2 separate regions of the Homo sapiens genome follow, and region 2 is linked to region 1. A link is an interaction called in ENCODE POLR2A ChIA-PET data of the cell type or tissue named here. Cell type or tissue: MCF 10A. All regions are shown on one strand. Region 1 overlaps ADK (adenosine kinase). Region 2 has its middle 5.3 kb from the start of VDAC2.

Evidence for each region. ChIA-PET counts read pairs that join two places held together with the same protein. Peaks named below come from ENCODE experiments on the same cell type or tissue, not always from the same donor. Only the 100,000 strongest peaks of a DNase experiment are listed, where the experiment ranks them.
Region 2: POLR2A ChIA-PET joins it to region 1 with 5 read pairs; 2 of 35 experiments call an interaction of 5 or more read pairs at or near these places.

What each region holds. Positions count from the first base shown.
Region 1 is chr10:74,187,218-74,192,217 of GRCh38, forward strand. All of the region lies in intron 1 of ADK (adenosine kinase), which reads left to right. Among named protein-coding and RNA genes, the nearest start is that of ADK, 38 kb to the left of the region's middle. RefSeq lists an enhancer at 2,993-3,052. In MCF 10A, no CTCF peak of the experiment used is centred here; a DNase peak (open chromatin) is centred at 2,994.
Region 2 is chr10:75,202,985-75,207,984 of GRCh38, forward strand. No RefSeq gene overlaps it. Among named protein-coding and RNA genes, the nearest start is that of VDAC2, 5.3 kb to the right of the region's middle. RefSeq lists an enhancer at 4,073-4,822 and a silencer at 4,987-5,000. In MCF 10A, no CTCF peak of the experiment used is centred here; no DNase peak of the experiment used is centred here.

The DNA of each region.
Region 1 (5,000 bases):
TATTTTGAAGTGTCAATTCATTTCTGAAATATTATCACTGAATAATATTTCATTGTATAGATATGCCACAATTTATCCATTTATCACTTGATAGATATTTGGATTATTTTCACTTTTGGGCTATTATGAACAATGGTGCTATAAACATTTATGTACAAGTTTTTATTAAACTTTTATGTGCAACCCTATTTTATTGGGTTGTCTTTTTGTTGCTGATTTGTAGGAGTTCTCTTTATATCTGAATGCAGGTTATTTGCCAGGTTTCTCAGATTTTACACGCACATACACACACACACACACTCTTTCTCTCTCTCTCTCTAAATATTTTCTCCTGGTCTGAGCTATGTTGTTGCATTTTCTTAATGCCTTTTGAGAGCAGAACTTTTAAGTTTTGAGCAAGTTGAATTTGTTGATTTATTTTATTTTATGGTATTACCTTTTCTGTTCTAAGAAGTCTTTCCTTACTCTCTGCTAGGCTTGTGAAACTATTCTCTCATGGTTTTTTTCTAGAAGCTTTATGTTTTTGTCTTTTGTATTTAGGCCTATGATCTATCTTAAACTACTCTTTTGCTATCATGTAAGGGTTTCTCAAAAGGATTTTCAATTAATTGATTAGATAGCTGTGGGTCTTTTCTTGGATTTGTTCTATTCTGTTGATTTATTTGTATCTTCTTATGTCAATGCCACACTGTCTTAATTATTGTAGCTTTATAAGATTGGTATTGTTACTTTAAATTTTGATAGAATTAATCAGTGCAGCCGTGTGGGCCTGGAGTGTTTTTGTGGGAAAAAGCAGAAGGTTTTAAATTAGTGTAATTACTTTTACAGGTTTAATTACTTTAGCTGATATATAAGCATTCAGGTTCTTCACTTTTTCCTGTGGCAGTTTTAAGAAGTTGAATTTTTAAATGAATTTATTCTCAATTGTTGAGTTGTTATAAAGTTCATAAAATTTCCTAATATTCTGTTATTGCCTGTATGAACTGCTGTATGTCTCCATTTGCATTCTTGATGTTGGTACTTCTTTTGAATTTTTGGATCAGTTTTGCTAGGGGTTTAGCAATTAATCTTTTCAAAAACCCAGATTTTGTTTTGTTGAATTTCTATTTTGGACATGTATTTTTAATTTTTTTTTTTTTTTTTTTTTTTGAGACGGGGTCTTGCTTTGTCACCCAGGCTGGAGTGCAGTGGCGCGATCTTGGCTCACTGCAAGCTCCGCCTCCCGGGTTCACACCATTCTCCTGCCTCAGCCTCCCGAGTAGCAGGGACTACCGGCACCCGCCACCACACCCGGCTAATTTTTTTTGTGTGTTTTTAGCAGAGACGGGGTTTCACCGTGTTAGCCAGGATGGTCTCCATCTCCTGACCTCGTGACCTGCCTGCCTCGGCCTCTCAAAGTGCTGGTATTAGGGGCATGAGCCACTGCGCCCGGCCACCTTGCTCTCCTCTTGTGGATTTGATTTGCTCTCTTTTTTCTACCTTTTTTGAGTTAGAAGTTTAGATTATTGTTTTTAAACCTTTCTTGTTTTCTAATGTGCATTTCATTTCATTCATTCATTCATACATTCATTCAGAGACGGAGTCTTGCTCTGTTGCCCAGGCTGGAGTGCAGTGGTACGATCTTCGTTTACTGCAACCTTCGCCTCCCAGGTTCAAGCGATTCTTCTGCCTCAGGCTCCCGAGTAGCTGGGACTATAGGCGTGCACCACCACGCCAGGCTGATTTTTGTATTTTTAGTAGAGACGGGGTTTTACCATGTTGGCCAGGCTGGTCTCTAACTCCTGACCTCGTGATCCGCCCACCTTGGCCCCCCAAAGTGCCACCGCTCCCAGCCACATTTCTTTCATTATTATTATTTTTTCTTTGCTAACCCCTAGTAGTCATTCTAATGTACATTTCTTATATAATTAACATTTTCTTCTAAGTACTCCTTTAGCTGCAGCATACAATTTCGATGTGTTCAATTCAAATTTCTATTTCCATTGTGATTTTTCTGGTCCACAGGTCATTTAGAAGTTTATTGTTTCTTAATATTTGGGGATTTTTTAGCTATTTTCAATTTTACATGGTGTTCAGGGAATGCGTTGTTGACATATTGTGTACATATCTGTACCATATATCTGTAAATGATAAGTTGTTTATCATTTTAATCCTTTGATAGCTACTGAGATTAGTTTTAAGGCCTACCCTGTGGTGGTCTGTTTTGGTGAATGTTACCTGTGTCTCTAATTCCGCTCTGCAATATTTTGAGGTTTTCAGTGTAGATATTTTATGTATCTTTTATTAAATACGGTGTATACTGCAGTTATTGAATTTAGTGTTCTATAATTTATCAATTAGGTCAGATAGTTTTATGTGTTTGTTACTATATAACTGAGATATAATTCAGCTACTGTAAAATGCACCACTTAAAAATTGCACAGCTCAGTAGTTTTCAGTATATTCACAAGGTTGTACAGCCATCGGCACTATTTAATTCCAGAACGTTTTTGTCCCCCAAAATGAAAACCCATACCCGTTAGCAGTTACTCTTCATGTCTCCCTAACCTCTAACCCCTGGCAACCACTAATCTACCTTGTCCCTACAAATTTGCCTATTCTGAACATTTCCTAAGTGGAATCATATAATATTTGGCCTTTTGTAGCTGGCTTTTTTTTTTAACTAAGTATGTTTTCAAAGTTCATACATGTTGTAGCGTGTATCAGTATTTCATTCTTTCTTATGACTGAAATAATATTTCATTGTATAGATATGCCCCAATTTATCCATTTATCACTTGAGAGATATATGGGTTATTTTCACTTTTGGGCTGCTATGAATAATGGTGCTATAAACATTCATCTACAAGTTTTTGTGGTGTTCTATTTTTCTATTTCCCCTAAGGGTAGAATTGCTGGGGCATGTGGTAATTTTATGTTTACTTTTTGAGCAACTGCCAAACTATTTTCCAAAGCGGCTGAATCACTTTATAATTTGCAACAGCAATGTATGAAGATTCCAGTTTCTCCACATTCTTGTCAATACTTGTTACTGTTCTAGTCTTCGCTGAGAGGCTCTGTGTGCTTGTTGGAGCACACTTTCAGCACTCAACCAGGCTTTCAGTTCATCCATAGCCTTGACTTCCTGTTTTGCCGAGCTTCATGCTCAGTCAGTGGTGATTGCTTAGGGCCTTCTCAGGTCTTTCTTGAGTATGCCCATAGGCCTGGGCACACTGTTTTCATCTTCCAGGGTCTTAGGAATTTCAGAACTTTTCAAAACTCCCTATGGACATCTCATTCTCCTACTTTTCCTTTTGTGTTTTTTGGTTAGCTTGTTTGCCCCAGCTGCTTCAGGGAGCTGAAATGTTAAGCAATTGTAGCTGATTGTTTTTGACAAATAAATACCTTGGGGGAAAAGCCTGTTAGCAATGGGCAAGCTCTGAATCAGGTTAAATATTAGGAAGTCTTGGGAGTGGGGTTTTTCAGGGAATTGCTAGTCAGCTCAAATAATAACTGTACTCTGAAAATGGGACTTTGAAGGAACTCTAGCCCTGTTCTGTCACCTCCACTGGCTGCTAGGCTCCAGGATTCCACAGATTGTGGTTTGCTGCTTTTCAGGGCTAGCCTGGAGCTGGGAAGAGGGGCATGGGAATAAGGCATGTTAAAATGCCACAAAGCTTGCTATTCTTACTGAGATGCAGCCATCTTTTTTTGAATAAATGCTCCTTGGATTGTTGCAAACTTTTTGGTTAATATTCAGAGTTCTGAAAAAGGCTATTTTTGACTTTTTTTTTTTTTTTTTGAGATGCAGTCTTGCATTGTCGCCCAGGCTGAAGTGCAATGGTGTAATTTTGGCTCACTGCAACCTCTGCCTCCCAGGTTCAAACGATTCCCCTGCTTCAGCCTCTGGAGTATCTGGGATTATAGGCACCTGCCACCATGCCCAGCTAATTTTTGTATTTTTAGTAGCGACGGGGTTTCACCAGGTTGGCCAGGCTGGTCTCGAACTCCTGACCTTGTGATCTGCCCGCCTTGGCCTTCCAAAGTGCTGGGATTACAGGTGTGAGCCACTATGCCCGGCCCAAGTCTTGACATTTTTTTGCCAGTGTTCTTGTTGGTTTTATGGAAGAGAGGATTTTTGGAGGTCCTTACTCTGCCATTCCCAATGATGTCACCCAATTTGTTTTTTAAGCATTAAAAAAAATTATTTTAAAATATAAAGACAGGGTCTCACTATGTCAATTAAAAAGACAGGGTCTCGCCCAGGCTGGTCTCGAACTCTTGGGCTCAAGTGATTGTCCTGCCTTGGCCTCCCAAAGTGCTGAGACTACAGGTGTGAGCCACCACACCTGGCCTAAACATTTTTAATATATCTGTTTTTATATCCTGTTCCTCCCTTTTCTTTTGAAATACAACTCACAGAAATTGCAAAAATAGTACAGAAAGTTCCTGTGCACCATTCACTCAACTTCCCCCAATGATATATCTTTTATAACTATAGTGTGTTACCAAAACCAGGAAGCTGATTTCGGTGTTATACAATAGTATTAAATTAACTATAGACGTTATTAGAATTTCACGGGTTTTTGTATATACTGTTTTTAATTGAGGAGGTGGTGGTGTATAGTTCTATAAAGTTTTATCATGTCCAGATTCATGTAGCTATTACCACATTCAGGGTATTAAACTATTCTGTTACCACAAAGAAATTTCTTCATATTATTTCTTTATGGTTATGCTTTTCTCTGAACCCTAACCCCTGGCAACTACTGATCTGATTTCCATCACTGTAATTTTGTAACTTCGAGAGTGTTATATAAATGGAATCATATAGTAGGTAACCCGTAGATACGGCTTTTTTCTCACTTAGCACAATGCCTTTGAGATCCGTTTAAGTTGTTGTGTGTGTCATAGTTCATTCCTTTTTATTGTTTCTCTTTTATGGGTGTACCATAGTTTGTTTACCTATTTACTTGTTGAAGGACATTTATTATGTTTCCAGATTTTTACCATTTTTTTTT
Region 2 (5,000 bases), 1.0 Mb after region 1:
TTGCCTGGCTGGATTTCAGAATCTCTGTGGACCTGTGACTTCTGGGTACCTCCTGTTTCCCCCTTTTTGAACAGGGGTGTCTGTAGCAGTTATGCTGTGCCTATCCCACCATTGTGTGTTGATATCTCTTTAGTTCACAGGTCTTCAGATGGAGAGGAACTGCTGTACTCAAGGAACTACACCCAAGGAGCCTCATGTGGCTACCGTGAAGGCTGGGATCTCGGGGAGGTTTTGGGAGGGAGTGAGTATGTTTTCCATGTGGGAGGAATGAAAGTAAATGTGACCATGGCATAGGCTGTGAGGATTTAAAGAATATCCACAAATTGACACTCCTTTCAAAAGATAGGCTGTGGGGGCCTGGTGCAGTGGCTCACTCCTGTAATCCCAGCACTTTGGGAGGCTGAGGTGGTTGGATCACGAGGTCAGGAGTTCAAGACGAGCCTGGCCAAGATGGTGAAACCCTGTCTCTACTAAAAATACAAAAAATTAGTCGGGCGTGGTGGCCGACGCCTGTAATCCCAGCTACTCAAGAGGCTGAGGCGGAGAATTGCTTGAACCCAGGAGGCAGAGGTTGCAGTGAGATCGTGCCACTGCACTCCAGGCTGGGCAACAGGGCGAGACTCCAACTCAAAAAAAAAAAAAAAAAAGGCTGTGGGGATTTAAAGAATATCCACAAATTTTTTGATACTCCTTTCAAAAGCTAGAGCCTAACTTCCCCCTCTTGAGTGTGATCTGGTCTTACTAACTCACTTCTAACAAACAGAATAAGGCAGAAATGATAGTGCGATTTCTGAGGCTGGATCATATAAGACATTGTGGCTTCAGTGTCTCTCTCGGATCACTTGCTCTGAGAGAAGCCAGCGGCCATGTCACAAGGACACCCAGGCGGCCACATGGAGAAGCTCACATGGCAAGGAACTAAGGCCTCCTGCCAAAAGCCACATGAGGGTGCCATCCTGAAAGCAGGTCCTTGAGTGCCGTTAACCCTTCAGATGATTGCAGCCCCAGCTAGCATCTCAACTGCAACCCCCTGAGGGGCCCCAAGCCAGAACCACCCATATAAGCCAGTCCTTAATTTTTGACCCACAGAAACTTTCAGATAATAAAATGCTTGTTTTAGGCCATTAAATTTGGGGGCAATTTGTTACACAGTAATCGCAGCTAATGCTGCTATTTCTTTTATTTATTATTATTATTAAAGACAAGGTTTTGATCTCTCGCCCAGGCTGGAGTGCAATGGCACAATCATAGCTCACTGTAACCTCAAACTCCTGGGCTCAAGCGATCCTCCCAGCCTTAACCTCCCGAGTAGCTGGGACTACAGGCACGTACCACTGTGCCTAGCTAATTTTCATTTTTTGCAGAAATGAGATCTTGCCATGTTGCCCATGCTGGTCTCAAACTCCTGGACTCAAGTGATCCTCCTGCCTTGGCCTCCCAAAGTGCTGGGATTATTGGTGTGAGCCACTGTGTCTGGCCCTAATGCTCTCTGCCCTTGCCTCACTTGACCTCTCCTCAGTTTGTGACACTGTTGAGCACTCCCTTCTCTACCCAGTGCTCTCTTCCTCTGGCTTCCACGAAAATGCTCCTCTTGAGTTCTCTTTTTATCCTCCTGGCTAGTCTTTGTCAGTTCTCTTCATTAGCTCCTTCTCTGCTGCTTGCCCCTAAAAGACTAATGCTCCAGGCTGGGCACTGTGGCTCACACCTGTAATCCCAGCACTTCAGGAGGCCAAGGCAGGTGGATCACGAGGTCAGGAGTTCGAGACCAGCCTGGTGAACATAGTGAAACCCTGTCTCTACTAAAAATACAAAAAAATTAGCCAGGTATGGTGGCACATGCCTGTAGTCCCAGTTACTCCGGAGGCTGAGGCAGAGGTTGCAGTGAGCCAAGACAACGCCATTGCATTCCAGCCTGGGTGACAGAGTGAGACTCTGTCTCAAAACAACAACAACAACAAAAGACTAATGCTCCCCATGGCCTCGTCCTTTAGGCTGCTAGTGTCTTTATTCCTATCCCATAGCTCACTGACTTAAACCACACCCATGGTTAGTCATAATTAAAACTAACTTTTACACCCATGCTTCTGAGCCAGACCTTTCTCCAAAACTTCCTAACTGCCTATTGGACAACTGCATTGCGATGTAGACCTGGCTCCTCATATTCATCCAAAATGGTATCATGGTCTTCACCATTACACCTGCCCCTCTTCCTGCAGACTTTCCCACAGTGGGTGGAACCTTTGTCCTCCCCATTGCTTAAATCAGAAATATTGCTCCCAGCCACCCTAGACTTGTCCTCACTTGCTGCTTTCAGGACCTTCAGCATTTGGCTCCAGCCAACATCTTTAGTCTAATTTCTCAACTTTTTTGATAGCTTGTTCCAGCTTTACTTAATTACTTGTGGTTTCCACCAGGCCCTGTGGTACACACCTGTAGTCCCAGCTACTCATGAGGCTGAGGCAGGAGGATCGCTTGGGAGTTTGAGAACAGCCTGGGCAATGCAGGGAGACCCTGTTTCAAAAACAAACAAACAAAAAACTGGCTGGGCGCAGTAGCTCACACCTGTAATCTCAGCACTTTGGGAGGCCGAGGCAGGCAGATCACCTGAGGTCAGGAGTTTGAGACCAGCCTGGCCAATATGGCGAAACCCTGTCTCTACTAAAAATACAAAAATTAGCCGGGTATGGTGGCACGTGCCTGTAGTCCCAGCTACTCAGGAAGCTGAGGCGGGAGAATCACTTGAACTCGGGAGGCGGAGGTTGCAGTGAGCCAAGATTGTGCCACTGTACTCCAGCCTGGGTGACAGAGCGGGACTGTGTCTCAAACAAAAACAAAAACAAATCAAAAGCAAAAAAATCATATGTGGTTTCCAAACAATTCTTGCCACTTCAAGCACTCCTATGATTTTGCACATCCTCTTTCTAGAATTTTGCCTTCCCAGCCTCCACCTGTTGGCTTTCTAATTTTGGTAAGTCCTGCTTTCAAACTTTAGTGCAAGTAGCTCCTCCATCTGACTGTGCTCAAGGTTCTCTGTATTTACATCTTAGAACTGTACTTGCAGGAGCCGAGTGTGGTGGCTCACACTTGTGATCCAGCTACTTGGGAGGCTGAAATGGGAGGATTGCTTGACGTCAGGAGTTCAAGACCAGCCTGGGCAACACAGCAAGACCCTGCTCCCCACAAAAATACTGTACTTGTGACATCTTGAGCTTGTCTTTCCCATACCCCATCCTTTGTTGGGGCCAATTCTCCATGGTGTTTCTACCCATCTTATGGCAGCTTTTGTCTCAGACTATCTTTCCAAGGATGTTTACTTAGCAAACAGCCTTGGAAGATAGTATCTCTCTCTGGGGCAGAGAAAAGATTTTATTTCCTGAGCAGTATAATAATCTCCCCCTCAGGGATTGTGAACCCCGAAAATTTGAGAAATTTCAGAATTTAGAATTTAAATTTGAGAATTTAGAAAGTTTATTTTGCCAGGTCAGGCATAGTAGCTCATGCTTATAATCCTAGAACTTTGGGAGGCCAATGTGGGTGGATCACCTGAGGTCAGGAGTTCGAGAGCAGCCTGGCCAACATGGTGAAACCCCATCTCTACTAAAAATACAGAAATCAGCCGGGTGTGATGGCAGGTGTCTGTAATCCCAGCTACTTGGGAGGCTGAAGCAGGAGAATCGCTTGAACCTGGGAGACGGAGGTTGCATTGAGCTGAGATTGTGCCACTTCACTCCAGTGTGGCAGTGTGGGCGAAAGAGCGAAACTCTATCTCCTCTGTCTCAAAAAAAAAAAACAAAAAGCAAAAAAAAAAAAACCTGGCGCCGTGGCTCACGCCTGTAATCCTAGCACTTCGGGAGACCGAGGTGGGCGGATCACCTGAGGTCAGGAGTTTGAGAGCAGCCTGGCCAACACAGTAAAGCAGCCATCTCTTTAGTGTGGTAAAATTACAAAAATTAGCCGGGCGTGGTGGTGGCGCTCCTGTAATCCCAGCTACTCAGGAGGCTGAGGCTGAAGAATCGCTTGAATCCAGGAGGCAGAGGTTGCAGTGAGCAGAGATCACACCATTGCACTCCAGCCTGGGTGGTAAGAGCGAAACTCAGTCTCAAAAAGAGAAAAAAAAGAAAGTTTATTTTGCCGAGGTCGAGGACACTTAGCCTTGACACAGCCTCAGGAGGTCTTGACGACATGTAACCAAGGTGGTCAGAGCACAGCTTGGTTTTATACATTTTAGAGAAACGTAAGACATCAATCAACATATGTAAAATAAACATTGGTTCGGTCAAGAAAGGCAGGACAACTTAAAGTGGTCAGGAAGGGCGGGACAACTCGAAGTGGGGAGAGGGCTTCCAGGTCACAAGTAGGTGAGAGACAAATGGTTGCAATGAGTTTCTGATTAGCCTCTCCAAAGGAGGCAATCAGATACGCATTTATCTCAGTGAGCGGAAGGATGACTTTGAACAGAATGGGAGGCAGGTTTGCCCTAAGCAGTTCCCAGCTTGACTTTTCCCTTTAGCTTAATGATCTTGGGGGCCCAAGATATTTTCCTTTCACAGTATGAAGGTTGGGCAGATTTGTTAGCAGCTCCTTCTAAGACACGTGGTTTTGTAAGCTTAGGGTTCCTTGGCTGTGACACGAATGCATGCTGTGCACAGCATCCACCTAAGCTGCTCTGGCATCATCCTTGAGGGACACAGAGGACAGGGGGAATTGAGGCAAAACACGAAGCTTACACTGCCTGCTGGGCCACAAGTAAGAGAGTCTTTTGTCCTTGACCCATACGTCTCATGTCTTCTGCTAGCATCTGTGAGCCTCTGAAACTATGGCAGACTAACTTGATAGTTTGCAAGTAGGGTAAACTTTTGGACCCTCCCCTGTTCTTGACATCTTTACACACACTTGACTGTTAAGTGCCTTGAGAGTAGGGACTGTGTCTCAGTGGACTTTGCTTACCCTGTGGATGACACAAAGTAGTTGCTTGTGGTAGGTAGTAACTACCTACTAAT